Regions from separate parts of the Homo sapiens genome. Here region 1 is linked to region 2. Evidence: read pairs that join two places in POLR2A ChIA-PET (ENCODE). Cell type or tissue: PC-9. All regions are shown on one strand. Each heading gives the region's core, and the rest is flanking DNA. Links, peaks and the distances in the headings are about the cores only.

What was found. Peaks named below come from ENCODE experiments on the same cell type or tissue, not always from the same donor. Only the 100,000 strongest peaks of a DNase experiment are listed, where the experiment ranks them.
Region 1: POLR2A ChIA-PET joins it to region 2 with 6 read pairs; 11 of 35 experiments call an interaction of 5 or more read pairs at or near these places.

The regions. Positions count from the first base shown.
Region 1 is chr20:46,012,425-46,020,972 of GRCh38, forward strand. MMP9 (matrix metallopeptidase 9) reads left to right here. Exons shown (of 13, transcript NM_004994.3): 8 at 3-158; 9 at 831-1,110; 10 at 1,233-1,372; 11 at 1,700-1,850; 12 at 1,947-2,050; 13 at 3,826-4,137. The coding sequence ends at 3,944. SLC12A5-AS1 (SLC12A5 and MMP9 antisense RNA 1) reads right to left here. Exons shown (of 3, transcript NR_147699.1): 2 at 7,307-7,424; 3 at 1,078-2,364. Among named protein-coding and RNA genes, the nearest start is that of SLC12A5-AS1, 5.4 kb to the right of the region's middle. RefSeq lists an enhancer at 1-430 and a silencer at 1,797-2,016. In PC-9, for the core only: CTCF peaks have their summits at 1,635 and 1,837 (motif pointing right); no DNase peak of the experiment used is centred there.
Region 2 is chr20:45,939,659-45,948,206 of GRCh38, forward strand. PCIF1 (phosphorylated CTD interacting factor 1) reads left to right here. Exons shown (of 17, transcript NM_022104.4): 5 at 817-954; 6 at 1,151-1,281; 7 at 1,395-1,549; 8 at 3,439-3,586; 9 at 3,682-3,765; 10 at 4,008-4,107; 11 at 5,210-5,372; 12 at 6,053-6,225; 13 at 6,371-6,457; 14 at 6,542-6,726; 15 at 7,415-7,508; 16 at 7,605-7,780; 17 at 7,866-8,362. The coding sequence ends at 8,097. Among named protein-coding and RNA genes, the nearest start is that of PCIF1, 9.2 kb to the left of the region's middle. RefSeq lists an enhancer at 4,305-5,504. In PC-9, for the core only: a CTCF peak has its summit at 5,614; DNase peaks (open chromatin) are centred at 4,693 and 6,283; H3K27ac peaks cover 2,641 bases.

The DNA of each region.
Region 1 (8,548 bases), core at 490-5,489, 71 kb after region 2:
AGGATACAGTTTGTTCCTCGTGGCGGCGCATGAGTTCGGCCACGCGCTGGGCTTAGATCATTCCTCAGTGCCGGAGGCGCTCATGTACCCTATGTACCGCTTCACTGAGGGGCCCCCCTTGCATAAGGACGACGTGAATGGCATCCGGCACCTCTATGGTGAGGCAGGGGCAGGGATGGGAGGAGGAGGGGAAAGGGCGTGGCTGTGCCACAGTACCAAAGAATTGGGGGTTGGGGATCGGGGGAGGAACGGGGCGTGCAGGAGAGGTGGGACCTCAACGTCTGTCTGGAAGCAGAGCCTGGGCCCAGTCGCTGCCATGTCAGTGCTTAGAGGTGGTGATAAAGAGACTCTAGAGAGAGATAGGTGTGACTTCAAAAGCCAGTCTACTCTGGGCATGGTGGCTCACGCCTCTAATCCCAGGGCTTTGGGAGACCCAAGGCGGGAGGATTGCTTAAGCCCAGGAGTTCCAGACCAGCCTCGGCAACATAGCCAGACTCCCATCTCTACAAAAAATAAATGAGCAAGGCGTGAAGGCACATGTCTGTAGTCCTAGCTACTCTGGAGGCTGAGGTGGGAGGATCTCTTGAGCCCAGGAGTTCGAGGCTGTAGTGAGCTATGATTGCACCACTGCATTCCATCCTGGGCCATAGAGGATGTCGCTTAAAACGAAAAAGAAGAAGAAGAAAGTCCTGTGGTTTGGGAAGGGAGGCTGAGTGAGGAGGGGCCTGTGTGCCAGAGGAGGCTTCACTGAGAAGCTTAGGGGAGCAGATGTTCTAGGGGTACAGAGGTATGCAGGAATAGGAAGAGTCTCACCCCGTGTCTCTTTTTAGGTCCTCGCCCTGAACCTGAGCCACGGCCTCCAACCACCACCACACCGCAGCCCACGGCTCCCCCGACGGTCTGCCCCACCGGACCCCCCACTGTCCACCCCTCAGAGCGCCCCACAGCTGGCCCCACAGGTCCCCCCTCAGCTGGCCCCACAGGTCCCCCCACTGCTGGCCCTTCTACGGCCACTACTGTGCCTTTGAGTCCGGTGGACGATGCCTGCAACGTGAACATCTTCGACGCCATCGCGGAGATTGGGAACCAGCTGTATTTGTTCAAGGATGGGTGAGGAGGCGGGGTTGTGTGGATGCGGGAGGGGGCTTTGCGGAGGGGCTGCCCGTCCCTTCCCGCCCACTGGCCCTGTGTCCAAGGCTTAGAGCCCGTCCTTTCCCTCCTCGCTTTCTCAGGAAGTACTGGCGATTCTCTGAGGGCAGGGGGAGCCGGCCGCAGGGCCCCTTCCTTATCGCCGACAAGTGGCCCGCGCTGCCCCGCAAGCTGGACTCGGTCTTTGAGGAGCGGCTCTCCAAGAAGCTTTTCTTCTTCTCTGGTTAGTTACCTACTTTCCCTCCCCCGCCCGGTCAATCCCCATCAGTCAAGGAGGCTCAAGAGACCATCGATAACCCACGAAACGTCTTGTGCGTTTTAGAAAAATACGCCCCCTGGCGGACGCAGTTTAGCAAACGTAGGGGCGGCTGAGTTTCTGCCCCCTCCTCTCCACGCCCTCGCGTCGCTCTACCCAGCGCCTCTGCCCCTGGGTTGCAGGGACTGCGGGCACGCGGGCTAGGAAAGGCCTCGCCGGAATCTCCCTCCTCGCGTTCTAGGAGTACGTGCTCCCTCTGCGCCCCCAAACCGACGTGACCCTCCTCCCCTGCAGGGCGCCAGGTGTGGGTGTACACAGGCGCGTCGGTGCTGGGCCCGAGGCGTCTGGACAAGCTGGGCCTGGGAGCCGACGTGGCCCAGGTGACCGGGGCCCTCCGGAGTGGCAGGGGGAAGATGCTGCTGTTCAGCGGGCGGCGCCTCTGGAGGTGAGCGCCGCCGCGGCCGCCGGCAGGGGGAGCCCGGGCGCCGTCGGTCCGTCCGCTAGCCGGCTCAGCACCTGTCTCCTCCGCGCCTGCCCGCAGGTTCGACGTGAAGGCGCAGATGGTGGATCCCCGGAGCGCCAGCGAGGTGGACCGGATGTTCCCCGGGGTGCCTTTGGACACGCACGACGTCTTCCAGTACCGAGGTGAGGGCTGAGGAGGATCCCTTCGTGAGACACCACACTAAGCTCCTCTTAGTGAGTGGTCAAATTCTGAGCGAGGAAGAAAAAGCCCTTGGAAATGGAAACAAATGCCCCAGCACAGACAAGATCCCAGCAGAGGCAGAGGCCTTCTCCAGGTCATTTAGGAAGTCAGGGATGCAACCAAGACCAGGACCCAGATTTCCTGCCTCCCCGGCTGGAAGCTCTTTCTCCTTCAGTACAGGACGGCAGGTGGTTTGTATGGAAGCTCAGTTATTAGACAACAGTCATCAAGTGCCGATAATGTGCCAGGCACTGTGCTACAGGGAGAGATAAGACAATTCACAGCTCTGTGACTTTGGGCAAGTCACTGCTTCTCTACTCTTCGAGCCTCAGTTTCCCCATCTGTAATATGGGGACTATAGCTGGAATTACACTTGACTTCCCTTTCTTACCAGTCACATCCAAACAGTTGACAAGGTGAACAAGATTTCCTGCCACCAAAATCTTTTTCGAGTCTGTCATTTTTTTTGCCATCTTCTTTATAAACACCCCAGCCCAAACCATACTGGCTGTCCAGGACCTTTAACAAATTCCATGAGATTAGAGAGGGGGTAGGAGTGAAGGGCAATGGTCTTGGGAGTGACCCCAGATGAATTCCAAGGTCAAAGAAATTAAGAGGATCTGACACTCCACCCCCGTGTTCTCATCTCTTCCCACTCCTCCTGTTATTTACTCTGCTCCACCCACACTGGCTGCTCTTTGAACAGATCAAGGTCATTCCTAGCTTACAGCCTTTGTGCCAGTTGTTCCCTCTGTCTGGAAAGCTTCCCCTCCAGATTGTCACTGGGCCATCCCACTGTCTTCCTTCAGGTTTCAGTGCTAAGGCCATTGCTTCAATGAGGCCTTCTTTGATGCTTATTATCTATTTACTTGTTTTTATTTTCTCCATAGCTTTCTATATTTTCTTTTTTTTTCTTTTTTCTTTTTTTTTTTTTTTGAGATGGAGTCTTGCTCTGTCGCCCAGGCTGGAGTGCAGTGGCACGATCTCAGCTCACTGCAACCTCCGCCTCCCGGGTTCAAGCGATTCTCCTGCCTCAGCCTCCCAAGTAGCTGGGATTACAGGTGCCTGCCACCACGCTTGGCTAATTTTTTGTATTTTTTAGTAGAGACGGGGTTTCACCATCTTGGCCAGGCTGGTCTTGAACTCCTGACCTCGTGATCCACCCGCCTCAGCCTCCCAAAGTGCTGGGATTACAGGCATGAGCCACCGCACCCAGCCGCTTTCTATATTTTCAAAACCAATCTCATTTATTTATGTGTTTGCTTAATTGTCTCTTGCCTCACTAGAGTGTAAGCACCAAGATAATTGAGATCATGCCTGCATTTTTTCTGCTTATCCCCAGTATCTTGAACAAAGCACATAGTAGATGCTCAGTAAATGATGAATGAACAGATTTGTTCAATGAATGAGCGTTGAATGAATTGTTCTGAGCATTAAGATAGTTGGTCTATTCATTTGTTAATTCATTCACAAAATGTGTATGGTGTACCTACTGTGTGCTAGGCTCTGTGGCAGTGCTTTGGGCACTGAGGTCTGTGCCCTCCAGCATCTCACAGAACCTCACAGCATCTCACAGGTTGGGGGGATGGAGGTGATATGTGAAAACCTTAGAAAGTTCTAGAAATGGCAGAAGAGATGGTTGTCAAGATCTTGTTCCTATTTCTGTATATGTGGGAGAATTAGAATCACTCCTCTTATGCCTGCCTGTCTCCTGCAGAGAAAGCCTATTTCTGCCAGGACCGCTTCTACTGGCGCGTGAGTTCCCGGAGTGAGTTGAACCAGGTGGACCAAGTGGGCTACGTGACCTATGACATCCTGCAGTGCCCTGAGGACTAGGGCTCCCGTCCTGCTTTGGCAGTGCCATGTAAATCCCCACTGGGACCAACCCTGGGGAAGGAGCCAGTTTGCCGGATACAAACTGGTATTCTGTTCTGGAGGAAAGGGAGGAGTGGAGGTGGGCTGGGCCCTCTCTTCTCACCTTTGTTTTTTGTTGGAGTGTTTCTAATAAACTTGGATTCTCTAACCTTTAGAAGCAGACTTTATTTATATATGTATGCACGTATGTATGCATGTATGTATTTAACTGATAGAGTGCAAAAAAAAAAAAAAAAAGGAAAAACAAATAACTGATAGAGTGCTTTCTACGTGCCAGAAAGTGTTCTAGGCCGGGCACGGTAGCTCACTCCTAGCACTTTGGGAGGCCGAGGCAGGCGGATCACGAGGTCAGGAGATTGAGACCACCCTGGCTAACACGATGAAACCCTGTCTCTACTAAAAAAAAAATAGAAAAAATTAGCCGGGCGTGGTGGCGGGCGCCTGTAGTCCCAGCTACTTGGGAGGCTGAGGCAGGAGAATGGCTTGAACCTGGGAGGTGGAGCTTGCAGTGAGCCGAGATCACGCCACTGCACTCCAGCCTGGGAGGTGGAGCTTGCAGTGAGCCGAGATCACGCCACTGCACTCCAGCCTGGGTGACTGAGCAAGACTCCGTCTCAAAAAAAAAAAAAATAGTGTTCTAGGCACTTTGTAAATGTTAACATATTCAATCATTCCTGTTAGGAAAGTATGATGTGATTATTTCTATTTTACAGTCAAGGAAATGATCAACCTGTTTATTCATTCATCAAACATTTATTGAGCCCCTACATGGAGCCAGGCCCTGTACTGGGCAATGGGGATAGAGAAATGAGTTAGACTTTAGAATGCATAAGATTCCCCTTGGAACTTGCTTAAAATGCAACTCCAGGCTCCACCTCCAGAGAGTCTGACCTATTTACAAGGGTGATTCTATGGCTGGTGGCGGTGGGATCACACTTGGGGAGTGTGCAGTGCATGATCTTTTATTCTACAATAATGGTGTGTGTGTGTGCACATGTGTGTGTGTCTGTGTTGTGGTTGAGGTCCAGGAACGTTTCTCAGTCAAGATGACATCTGAACCGGAACTGAATCAGAAAGGATGAACGAGCTTCTTCCTGTGCAAGGGACAATCTTCTTACAGGGTAATTTACCAAGAACCACTAAACCTAAAAATGTAACTACTTTCTGACCCTCACATGTGTGCACAAGACAACACATAGAAGGATGTTGATTGCAGCATTGTTTGTTAGTGAAAAACTGGCAATAACCTAGCTGCCCAGGAGTAAGTCAGTGGATAAATAAAATATGGATCATATACCTGACGTTAGTAGCTATCCACGGTACAGCACTATGTGCCAGGCACTGTTCTATGTGCATTTTGTGTGACAAAACAACCAGAGGAGATAGGTACTCCTATTACTTTGTATGTACTATTATTACTGCCATCACCAATCCCTTGTTTTACAGATAAGGAAACTAAGGCACAGAGAGTTATACAACTCACCCAAAGTCTCATAGCTAGTGAGTGATAAGAGTGGGATTTGAATGTGGGTTCTTGGTGCAAGTGCACGAAGAGAAAAAGAAGAGAAAAAGCAGTGGGTGTCTGGAGAACTTCAAATGGCTCAGAACTCCAGCATGGGGTAGTAGCAGGTGGCTAAGAGGGAATGGAGAGGATTCCAGAATGGTTAAGATAGCAGTGCTAGTTTGGGCTAGATGAGAGAAGTCCTGAATGCCAAGCTGAATATGAATTTGACCTTACAGGTTAGCAAAGGGACTTGACTGAAAGATTGGGGCCCGTGAGTGGAGATGATGGGTTTGATCAGGGCCCACGTGGGAATTTAAGTAGGAGTCCAGAAAACTGCCCTCCTGAGCTTCCTCTTTCATCTGTTTCTTGCTCAAATGACCCACTCCCACTTGGCGTACAAACATTCCCCGCCATGGCTTGTTTACAATCTGTCTTAACCCCTGCCTCCCACTAGATACTAGTCTATTTCTCTACCTTCCTATCCCTATTCACAATAAAACTTCCCAAAAGCATGGTCTCTACTCACTGTCTCCACTTCCTCAATTCCCATTCTCTCCTCAGCCATTTCCAGCCTGGCTCCCACCCCACTACACCACCAAAGTCACCCTCTTCAAAGCCATTTATGACCTTCTTGTAGCCAGATGTGACAGGAGCTCCTCTCTGCTCATCCCACACCAACTCTCCCCACATTGACACAGTGGATCCTGCCCTTCTTCCTGAAACTCTCGGCCTCTGGAACCTTACTTCTGGGTCTCCTCCTACCTCACTGGGTGGATTTTCCTCTTCTGGTGACAGAGGCACCCTTGTGCTCAATCGTGGGAATCCTCTGCTCTGTGTATACTCATTCCCTGTGATGTCTGGTAGCCCACAGCCTTAAATAGCATCTCTCTGCTAAAGACCGTGAAATTTATGTTTCCTACCATAACCTCCTCTCCCCTGCCCCGAGCTCCAGACTCATGTTCAACTGCCTACTCTACATGGCTCCTTAGCTGGCAAACAGACCTCTCAACCTAACGGGTCCAAACTGACTCCTGGGTTTCACCTTCCAAACGTGCTCCTCTGTTGTTACCACTTTAATAAGAGACAGCATCATCCACCCTCAATCAAACTGAACACCTAATCAGTCCTAAAATCTAGGAATCAGTTATTTAAACTTCTTTTCTAGTACTGGGTTTCTCAGCCTCTACACTATTGACATTTTGGGCTGGATACTTTGTTGTGGGGGATTGTCTTACACTGTACATCTACACTGTACCTTCTAGCATGTTTGGTGTCTTCCTCTAGGAGGTGACAGGATCCACGGCCAGATGCCAGGCCCATTCAGGGTCAGCCCTCTCTGCTAAGGAAGGCCCCAGTGTGGGGATGGGGTGCAGCAGGGTAATGTTGAACTGTGACTCATGGCCAGGCAGCCCTGGTACAAACCTAGAGGGCCCAAGAGGCCTTTAGCCCCTAGATGCTGGTACTAGCCCCTGCTCCAGTTGTGATAACCAAAAATGTCTCTGAATATTGCCAAACATTCCCTGGTGGTCAACATTGCTCCCAGTTGAGAACCATTGCCATAATATAATAAATATACAAATGTATCTATCATAAGTGTACATTTGAAGACATTTTCACAAATGGAACACAAGTGTGTAACCAGCACCAGGTCAAGAAACAAGAGGCTGGGCATGGTGGCTCATGCCTATAATCCCAGCACTTTGGAAGGCCAAGGCAGGTGGATCATCTGAGATCAGGAGTTCAAAACCAGCCTGGCCAACATGGTGAATAACTCTCTCCACTAAAAATACAAAAATTAGCTGGGCACGGTCGTGGGTACCTTGTAATCCCAGCTACTTGGGAGGCTGAGGTAGGAGAATTTCTTGAACTGGGAGGTGGAGGTTGCAGTGAGCCAAGATCATGACACTGTACTCTGGCCTGGGCGACAGAGTGAGATTCTGTCTCAAGAGACAAAAAAAAAAAAAAAAAAAAAGAAAGAAACAAAACATTATCAGCACCCTAGAAGCCTGCTTGCAATCACTACCTCTTCTCCCCAAGGGGTACCACTATCATTACTTTTTTTTTTTTCTGTCACCCAGGCTGGAGTGCAGTCGCATGATCTCTGCTCACTGCAACCTCCGCCTCCCAGGTTCAAGCAATTCTCTGCCTCAGTCTCCCAAATACCTAGGATTACAGGCACCCACCACTACACATGGTTAATTTTTGTATTTTTAGTAGAGATGGGGTTTCACCATCTTGGCCAGGCTGGTCTTGAACTCGTGACCTCATGATCCACCAGCCTTGGCCTCCCAAAGTGCTGGGATTACAGGTGTGAGCCACCGCGCCCAGTGCCACTATCATTACTTCTAACAGCTTAGATAGACTTTGACTATTTTTTACTGTATTTAAATAGTGTTATAGGGTATGTATTCTTTTGTGTCTGGACTCTTTTTTATCAAGGTTCTATTTGTGAGATTCATCCATATTGTTCTGAGAATTGTAGATGGTATTCCATTGTGTGAAGGTACTACGACTTATTTCTCTATTTTACTGTTGACAAGCATTTGGTAGATTCCAATTTGGGGCTATTATGAACAATGCCCCTATGAACATTCATGGTAAATGTCTTTTGGTGATCACAAGTAGTCATTTCTTTCGGGTATATACCTAGGAGAAAAACTGCTGGGTTGAAGGATATGTGTACGTTCACCTTCAGTAGATGTTTCCAAATAGTTTCCCAAAGTAGTTTTTGCCTAACTACACTCCCACCAGCAGTGTGTGAATTGCCAGGATTTCTCCTTGACTTCACTCTTATGGTCACGTGTCACATCCGATCCATCAGTGGGTCCTGATGGTTTCACTTTCAAAACCTAACTGGAATCAGACAACTGCCACCACTCTAGTCTGGCTGTCATCACCCCCCAGCTTGGGGTCTGCAGGAGCCTCCTAATTAGATTTCCAGCTTCTACTCTTGCCATTCTTTAGTTGAACCTTCGCCCAGCAGCCAGAATGATCCTGTTAAATTATAAATTGGATCACATCATTCCCCTGCTCAAAAAATCCAGGATCCTCCCCAAAGCCT
Region 2 (8,548 bases), core at 1,861-6,860:
GTGTATGAGGAATAGTGTTAGAATACATCTAGATCCTGACATACTCTGGGGAAGGCAAGGAGATGGGAAAAGCTCTGAGAATGAGTGTTTAAGGTGAGAGAGTGAGTGAGTGTGGGGAGGAAAAGAACATTCTAGGATCTGACATGTCAGTACGACGGGAAGTACAGGCATGGGCTGTCTGGTGGGAACATGGGCTTTTGGGTCCTTCTCAGCTGGGGCAGCATTTCTTTACTGGGCACAGTTGAGACAGTTGGCATCTTCATTTTGCATGTGAAGACACTGAGGTTCAAAGATGGGGAACGACTGGCACGAGACCTCACAGTAATAGGCAGAGCAGGACGCACACCTGATGTGAGTTCAGGGCCACACTACTCACCACCATGCATTCTCTCAGTGTTACCAAGAGTCCCATCTGCAGGGCCTTGCTTTTTACAACAATAAGCAGTTTTTGAGCTTTTCATTTATTCCTCACATTCATTCTGTTCTTGAGGAAAATAATGTGTAATGAGTACTGATCTCATGCCAGATGCCATGTTAAGCAGGTCATATTCACTGACTCATTTAATAATCTCAGTGGTGATGTAGGGATTAGCATGGCCATTCTGAAGGTGAGAGAACTGGAAGGGAAGTAACACACCCTGTCGCACAGTTGCAAGTTGCAGGCAGGACTGGAGCCCAGTGTTCTCTGCCTGTATCCCAGCTCCTCTGCTCTTCCCTAAGGAGTAGGAGCAGGGGTGGGAGGGCGTGAGGATTCAAAGTCCTGTGGCTCCTAAGCCGCTGGCCCTGGTTGCAACTCTGCTGGTCTCCCTCCACCAGTCGGACCCTTTGGGGCTGAATGCGACCCCACTGCCCCAAGACTCAAGCTTGGTGGAAACTCCCCCGGCTGAGAACAAGCCCAGAAAGCGGCAGCTCTCGGAAGAGCAGCCAAGCGGCAATGGTGTGAAGAAGCCCAAGGTGAGTGTCTGTGGCCAGGAGCCGGCTGCCGAGCGGCCGGCTCAGACGGGCCGCCTGCAGGCTCCCTGCAGGGGCTGGGCATTGGCAGGCCAGCCAGGAGGGGGGCCTGGGACACAGTTCACCAGGTGTGCACTGTATTGGATGGAGCCTCTCTGGTGAATCTCCTGACTTGACACCTTTGTGACTTTCACTACAGATTGAAATCCCAGTGACACCCACAGGCCAGTCGGTGCCCAGCTCCCCCAGTATCCCAGGAACCCCAACGCTGAAGATGTGGGGTACGTCCCCTGAAGATAAACAGCAGGCAGCTCTCCTACGACCCACTGAGTGAGTCCCTGCTGATTGGCTTGGGGGCACCCATTGCTAATGTCAGCCTGTCTGGGACTGTGGGGTGGTGTGGGTGGGCAGGACATCCTCATCACTCCTCTCTGTGCCCCAAGGGTCTACTGGGACCTGGACATCCAGACCAATGCTGTCATCAAGCACCGGGGGCCTTCAGAGGTGCTGCCCCCGCATCCCGAAGTGGAACTGCTCCGCTCTCAGCTCATCCTGAAGCTTCGGCAGCACTATCGGGAGCTGTGCCAGCAGCGAGAGGGTACCTGCCTCTGGGCTGCAGCCTCCTTTATTTCCACCCACCTTTAGCATGAGCCAGGTTTGGCCAGGCCAGTTTGGGGATGGCGGAGTGGGGCCCAGTGGTGAGCCATGATCACACCAGTGCACTCCAGCCTGAGTGACAGAGCAAGACCCTCTTTCAAAAAAACAAGAGTATCTATACCTTAGGATTCTATGATAACCATTAAGTAAAATGAATAAGTATTAAATGAACTGTAGTTTTTAATTTTATTTATTTATTTTTTTTGAGATGGAGTCTTGTTCTGTAGCCCCTGCTGGAGTGCAGTGGCACCATCTCCGCTCACTGCATCATCCTCCTCCTGGGTCCCGGTTCAGGCAATTCTCCTGCCTCAGCCTCCCGAGTAGCGGGATTACAGGTGTACACCACCATGCCCAGCTCATTTTTGTATTTTTAATAGAGATGGGGGTGTCACGATGTTGGCCAGGCTGGTCCTGAACTCCTGACCTTGTGATGCGCCCGCCTCAGCCTCCCACAGTGCTGGGATTACAGGCATGAGCCACCACACCTGGCTAATTTTTTTTTAAGAGACAGGATCTGGCTATGTTGCCCAGGCTGGTCTTGTACTCCTGGGCTCAAGCCTTCTGCTTGCCTTGGCCTCCCACAGTGCTGGGATTACAGATGTGAGCCACCATGCCTGGCCTAGTTTTTAATTTTTATGATTAGTAATAAACCTATTTAACCTTGCTCAAATATAGAATCCTCTGGCCTTTCACCTTTTTTTTTTTTTTTTTAATTTTTTTTTTTCTTGAGACGGCGTCTCGCTCTGTCGCCCAGGCTGGAGTGCAATGGCGTGATCTCGGCTCACTGCAACCTCCACCTCCCGGGTTCAAGCGATTCTTCTGCCTCAGCCTCCTGAGTAGCTGGGACTACAGGTGCCTGCCACCACGCCCAGCTAATTTTTATACTTTTAATAGAGATGGGGTTTCACCATGTTGGCCAGGATGGTCTCGATCTCTTGACCTTGTGATCCACCCGCCTTGGCCTCCCAAAGTGCTGGGATTACAGGCGTGAGCTACCGCACCCGGCCCACCCTTTTTTTTTTTTTTTTTACATTATGTAATACTTTTTTTTTTTTTTCTTTTTCTAAGATGGAGTTTTGTTCTTGTTGCCCTGGCTGGAGTGCAATGGCACGGTCTCGGCTCACTGCAACCTCTGCCTCCCAGGTTCAAGCGATTCTCCTGCCTCAGCCTCCTTAGTAGCTGGGAATATGGGCACATGCCACCACACCCAGCTAATTTTTGTATTTTTAGTAGAGATGGGTTTTTTCCATGTTGGCAAGGCTGGTCTCTAACTCCTGACCTCAGGTGATCCACCCATCTCGGCCTCCTGAAGTGCTGGGATTACAGGCGTGAGCCACTGCGCCCAGCCTTTTTATTCTTTTCTTTTGAAACAAGGTCTCGCTCTGTCACCCAGGTTGGGGTGCAGTGGCACGACCACAGCTCACAGCAGCTTCAGCCACCCGGGTTCAAGCGATCCTCCCGCCTCAGCCTCCCGAGGAGCTGGGACACCCAGCTAATTTCTTTTTTTTTTTTTTTTTTTTTTTTTTTGTAGAGACAGGCTGTTACTGTGTTGCCCAGGCCGGTCTTGAACTCATGGGCTCAAGCTGTCCTTCCACCTTAGCCTTCCAAAGTGCTGAGATTACAGATGTGAGCCACTACGCCTGGCTAGATACTTATCAACACTATAAAACTAGTGATTCTTAGAATATATTTTGGGAAATGCAGCCTAGAAGCTTCTGAAGTGGGACTGTGTCTTGCTTACTGCTGAATGCGATGCTTCCTATACGTGCCAAGCTCCAAGTGGGACTGCTTGATTAAATCCAGGCCTTCAGCAGCTCTCCTGTCCTGCAGGCATTGAGCCTCCACGGGAGTCTTTCAACCGCTGGATGCTGGAGCGCAAGGTGGTAGACAAAGGATCTGACCCCCTGTTGCCCAGCAACTGTGAACCAGTCGTGTCACCTTCCATGTTTCGTGAAATCATGAACGACATTCCTATCAGGTACAGCTCCACAGCTGGGGATGACCCTGGGCCATTTGGTTTCTGTGCCCAGTCATGTATAGAAGGCCTCTAACTCTGCCCACTCTGAAACGCAGGTTATCCCGAATCAAGTTCCGGGAGGAAGCCAAGCGCCTGCTCTTTAAATATGCGGAGGCCGCCAGGCGGCTCATCGAGTCCAGGTTTGCCTGTCTTCTGCCCCAGGCGAGATGGGTCTGTGATTAAAGTGGCAGGTCATAGGCCATCTTGCCCAGTCTCATGCAGGGCTGTCATTGCTCTCGGTGGCAGAAGTGGGGCCAGCTCCCAAAGGCAGAACAAGGGCTGTGATGGAAGCTAGGGGTTGATACCCAGCGAGCCCATGGAATTGGGATGAGGAGGGTGGAGCCAAGCCATTCCTTTCTTCTGCCCTCCCCTTGACTGGCAGGAGTGCATCCCCTGACAGTAGGAAGGTGGTCAAATGGAATGTGGAAGACACCTTTAGCTGGCTTCGGAAGGACCACTCAGCCTCCAAGGAGGACTACATGGTGAGTGGGTCCCCGGGTGAGAAGGCCAGTTTTAGGGCTCTGTGGCCACTTCCTCCAGGAAGCCTACTCTGCCTGTCCAGGCTGGGCAAGGCCTCCCCCAGCGGCCTATTCTTGTGCAGTATGGCAGACGTTCGACATTCGTCAGTCCCCAAACTCATGACTGTGGAGATGTTTCTCTGGGCTCCTGGCTTTCTCCCACAGAACATTTCCATTAACAATCTTAATGGAGTCTTATGCTTGGCCACACACCACAGATAGCTGCCTTTCAGCCTAATGAATGTTCAGCATCTCCCTTGTAGATTTTTGGAAACAGATTGACAGCCTGCTTTTTTTGGGTGTGTGTGTTCATATCATGGTTAAGAGCTACCATCAGATTCAATTCCCTACTCTTAATGTGTCCAAAACAGTTCTGTTTTCTGGCCAAAACCTATCACTTCTTAAACCTCTCCACCAGCACTAGCAATGGGCTTTCTTTTCAGGACCATATTTCACAAGAGACAAGGTTTCGCACTTCACGATAGTAACTGTGTACTTGACACGTAGAGAGTGACAAAGGTAGGTGTACTCACTAGCCAGAGTGACTCATTCTCACTCTTCAGTTTTACACGTGTGATTCAGCAAAATTACAAATCCCGACAGTCATCTTTGCAAGTAGCTAAAAGCTCAAATCTCAAGTCTGCAGCAACCAAGCACCCTGTTTTGTAATTGTGTCTTTCCCCAATAGACTGCAAACACCATAAGCTGGGACTGTGCTGGTTTGTCTGTTTCTCCGGTAATTATCATGGGATCTAGCAGTGTAACCCCAACAAAAGCTACTGGCATTTATTGTACACTTACTGTATGCCAGGCATTTGGCAAGCCCTTAAGGGAAATGATCACATTTAATATTCAAACTGCCCTGTTAGGTATCTCGTGTCCCCTTGACACTTGAGGAATAAGATTGAGAGAAGCCAGGGGATTTGTCCAAGTGACACAGCTAGTCAGCAGCAGAGCTGGTTTCAAAACAAGGACTGCTGGACTCCAACAGCCCTGCGGTTACCTGCCAGCCCAGCTGAGCCCCTCTGGCCTCCACTAGCGCCCTGATCCAGAATGTGTCCTCTAGGATCGCCTGGAGCATCTGCGGAGGCAGTGTGGCCCCCACGTCTCGGCCGCAGCCAAGGACTCCGTGGAAGGCATCTGCAGTAAGATCTACCACATCTCCCTGGAGTACGTCAAACGGATCCGAGAGAAGCACCTTGCCATCCTCAAGGAAAACAACATCTCAGGTAGGGGAAAGGTGAAGGAGGAGCCAGCTGTGATGCCGTCAGCTCTATACCCTGATGGAAGGGACAAGTGAGACTGAGCCTCAAGGCCAGGGACTGGTTTGGGGCAGAACCTGCCTGTGTCCTTTGGCTGTACTTCTCTGGGAAACGGAGAAGTGATAAAGGGAGAGCCAGATGGTGGTGGTGAAGATAAGCTGGGAGTCGTAGTTAGGTGTACCTGAATTTACATCCATTCTCTGCAAGCCTTACTTTCCCCAGACTGAAGTGTAGCACCTGGTGGTAGGATTGTGTGAGTACTCATAGGTAACTCAAGTAAACCATGTGGCCCCAAAAGATCCCCAAATAAAGGATCGTCGCTATTACGATGACGGCGATGCAGTTCTCGTTCTTCTGCCTGGCAGCACAACCCACGGGCCTGAGCCTTCTTGCCTGACAGCCCAAGGCACGGCATACGGGGCCCTGCTTCGGTACTGAGTGTGTTGACACAGGCCACCAGTTTCTGCCCCGGCCAGTTGCCTGGCTGGTTTCTTTTTATGGCTTTTCATTCCCTTTCTACTGAACTGGGCCAGAGTATACTGATCTGTGGAATGGGACTTCCCTCTCTCGGTACAAAGCATGTGGCCCACAGTGGCTGCAGCGTGAGAATGAGGAGTGTGGTCCCTCACTGCTCTCCCTGCCCACAGAGGAGGTGGAGGCCCCTGAGGTGGAGCCCCGCCTAGTGTACTGCTACCCAGTCCGGCTGGCTGTGTCTGCACCGCCCATGCCCAGCGTGGAGATGCACATGGAGAACAACGTGGTCTGCATCCGGTATAAGGGAGAGATGGTCAAGGTCAGCCGCAACTACTTCAGCAAGCTGGTAAGAGCTGCGGGGAGGAAGGCCCTAGCTGATGGCATGAGTCAGGGCCTAGGATCTTTCCTGAGCAGAGTCCCCAGCAGGAGGCCAGTGATGAGGACATGAGGGAGCACTGCTGAAGGCTCCTCCTCTCTGTCCCGCTCCACAGTGGCTCCTTTACCGCTACAGCTGCATTGATGACTCTGCCTTTGAGAGGTTCCTGCCCCGGGTCTGGTGTCTTCTCCGACGGTACCAGGTACAGGCCTGGGGCAGCAGGGAGGGCTCCCCAGGAGGGAACAGGGAGGGTGAGCCCCAGGTGCTGACGGTGGCCACTCCGCAGATGATGTTCGGCGTGGGCCTCTACGAGGGGACTGGCCTGCAGGGATCGCTGCCTGTGCATGTCTTTGAGGCCCTCCACCGACTCTTTGGCGTCAGCTTCGAGTGCTTCGCCTCACCCCTCAACTGCTACTTCCGCCAGTACTGTTCTGCCTTCCCCGACACAGACGGCTACTTTGGCTCCCGCGGGTGAGGGCCAAGGGCTGCCCCTCTACCCAGGCCAGGGAAGAGGTCCTCCAGAGCACAGGGCCCGCCTCTGCTGGCTGTAGTGTCAGGCAGGCTTGGGTGGAGTCCCTGCCTCCACCTCTTACCGGCTATGTGACCTTGGACATGTTGCTTAACTTCTGGGAGCCTGAGCTTTTCTGGTTCTGTGGGCAGGCACGTGACACCCCTAAGCTGGCCTGTGGGTTTCTCAGTGAGTCAGTTCAGGGTGGAATAGGAACACGTGGTCCCAGGCCCTGAGAGGAGTGAGAAGTGGGGCCACAGACCTCAGAGGCCTTACAAACTAGGGGTTGAGGTGACCACAGATGAGAGAAGGTAATGCTGTCTCCAGAAGGAAGAATGGTCAGGACCTCCAGAGGTCCAGAGCTCAGCAGCTGGGGATCCTGGGTGTAGCTTCTGCTGTGGTGGTGGTGGGCTCAGAACTGGATTTGAATTCCAGCTTGGTGAACATGGGCATCCCAGCCTGAGCCTCACTCACTGTCCTCATTCATTCAGTGGAGACGGTCATGCCTTGTGCCCCAATGAATTAGGGTGAATGCTGGCTTCTGGACAGGCCATCTCTTCAGTGTGGCTGCCTAGGGTTGGGGGGTGGCACCTGTTTCTGGTTGAGGGACTGGGTCCTGATGGGACTTAGAATGCTCACTCCTGTCCCCAGGCCCTGCCTAGACTTTGCTCCACTGAGTGGTTCATTTGAGGCCAACCCTCCCTTCTGCGAGGAGCTCATGGATGCCATGGTCTCTCACTTTGAGGTGGGTGCACTGCCAGGGTGAGAGGTGGGCAACAGGCAGGATTGCCAGCCACCTGGGAGGTAGTCCCTGACATCCACCCTGTGTCCCCTTCCACAGAGACTGCTTGAGAGCTCACCGGAGCCCCTGTCCTTCATCGTGTTCATCCCTGAGTGGCGGGAACCCCCAACACCAGCGCTCACCCGCATGGAGCAGAGCCGCTTCAAACGCCACCAGTTGATCCTGCCTGCCTTTGAGCATGAGTACCGCAGTGGCTCCCAGCACATCTGCAAGAAGTGGGTGCCAGGGAGGGCAGGGGAAGGAGGCTGGGCTGGCCAGGCCAGGCCCAGCCCCACCCTGAGCCATTGCCTTTGCCCGCAGGGAGGAAATGCACTACAAGGCCGTCCACAACACGGCTGTGCTCTTCCTACAGAACGACCCTGGCTTTGCCAAGTGGGCGCCGACGCCTGAACGGCTGCAGGAGCTGAGTGCTGCCTACCGGCAGTCAGGCCGCAGCCACAGCTCTGGTTCTTCCTCATCGTCCTCCTCGGAGGCCAAGGACCGGGACTCGGGCCGTGAGCAGGGTCCTAGCCGCGAGCCTCACCCCACTTAACATATCCTGCGGGGAGGAGGAGCCCCAGGGGTGCTAGTCTGGACTGCTGGGACTCGGGCCCCTGGGGCCTCAGAGGGACCCCGGCTGCCACTGACATATGAAGATTATGGTTCTGCCAGGGCTCCCCTCCCTGCCTGTCCCCAAGTCCTCACCTCAAACTCCCTCCAAGTCCCATGTATATAGGTCCTGATGCCTTCCCAACCCCGCCCCTCACCCTGTTGCCACCTTGTTTCATTTGTAAAAGGAAATACAGAAACCCCCCCAAGAATGTGTGAGGGTCTTGAGGGCAGAGAAGGCTGAGGCAGCTGGAGCTACTTCTGGGACCACACTCCCCTCCCTCCCTCCAGCAGCTCCTTCTCATGGCCCCTGGGCCTTCACTCTCCCATCTGGGGTCCCACACAGCTGGGTCCCTGGTGGCCTCTGCCTGGGCTCAGGAGGTCCGAAGAGTCCA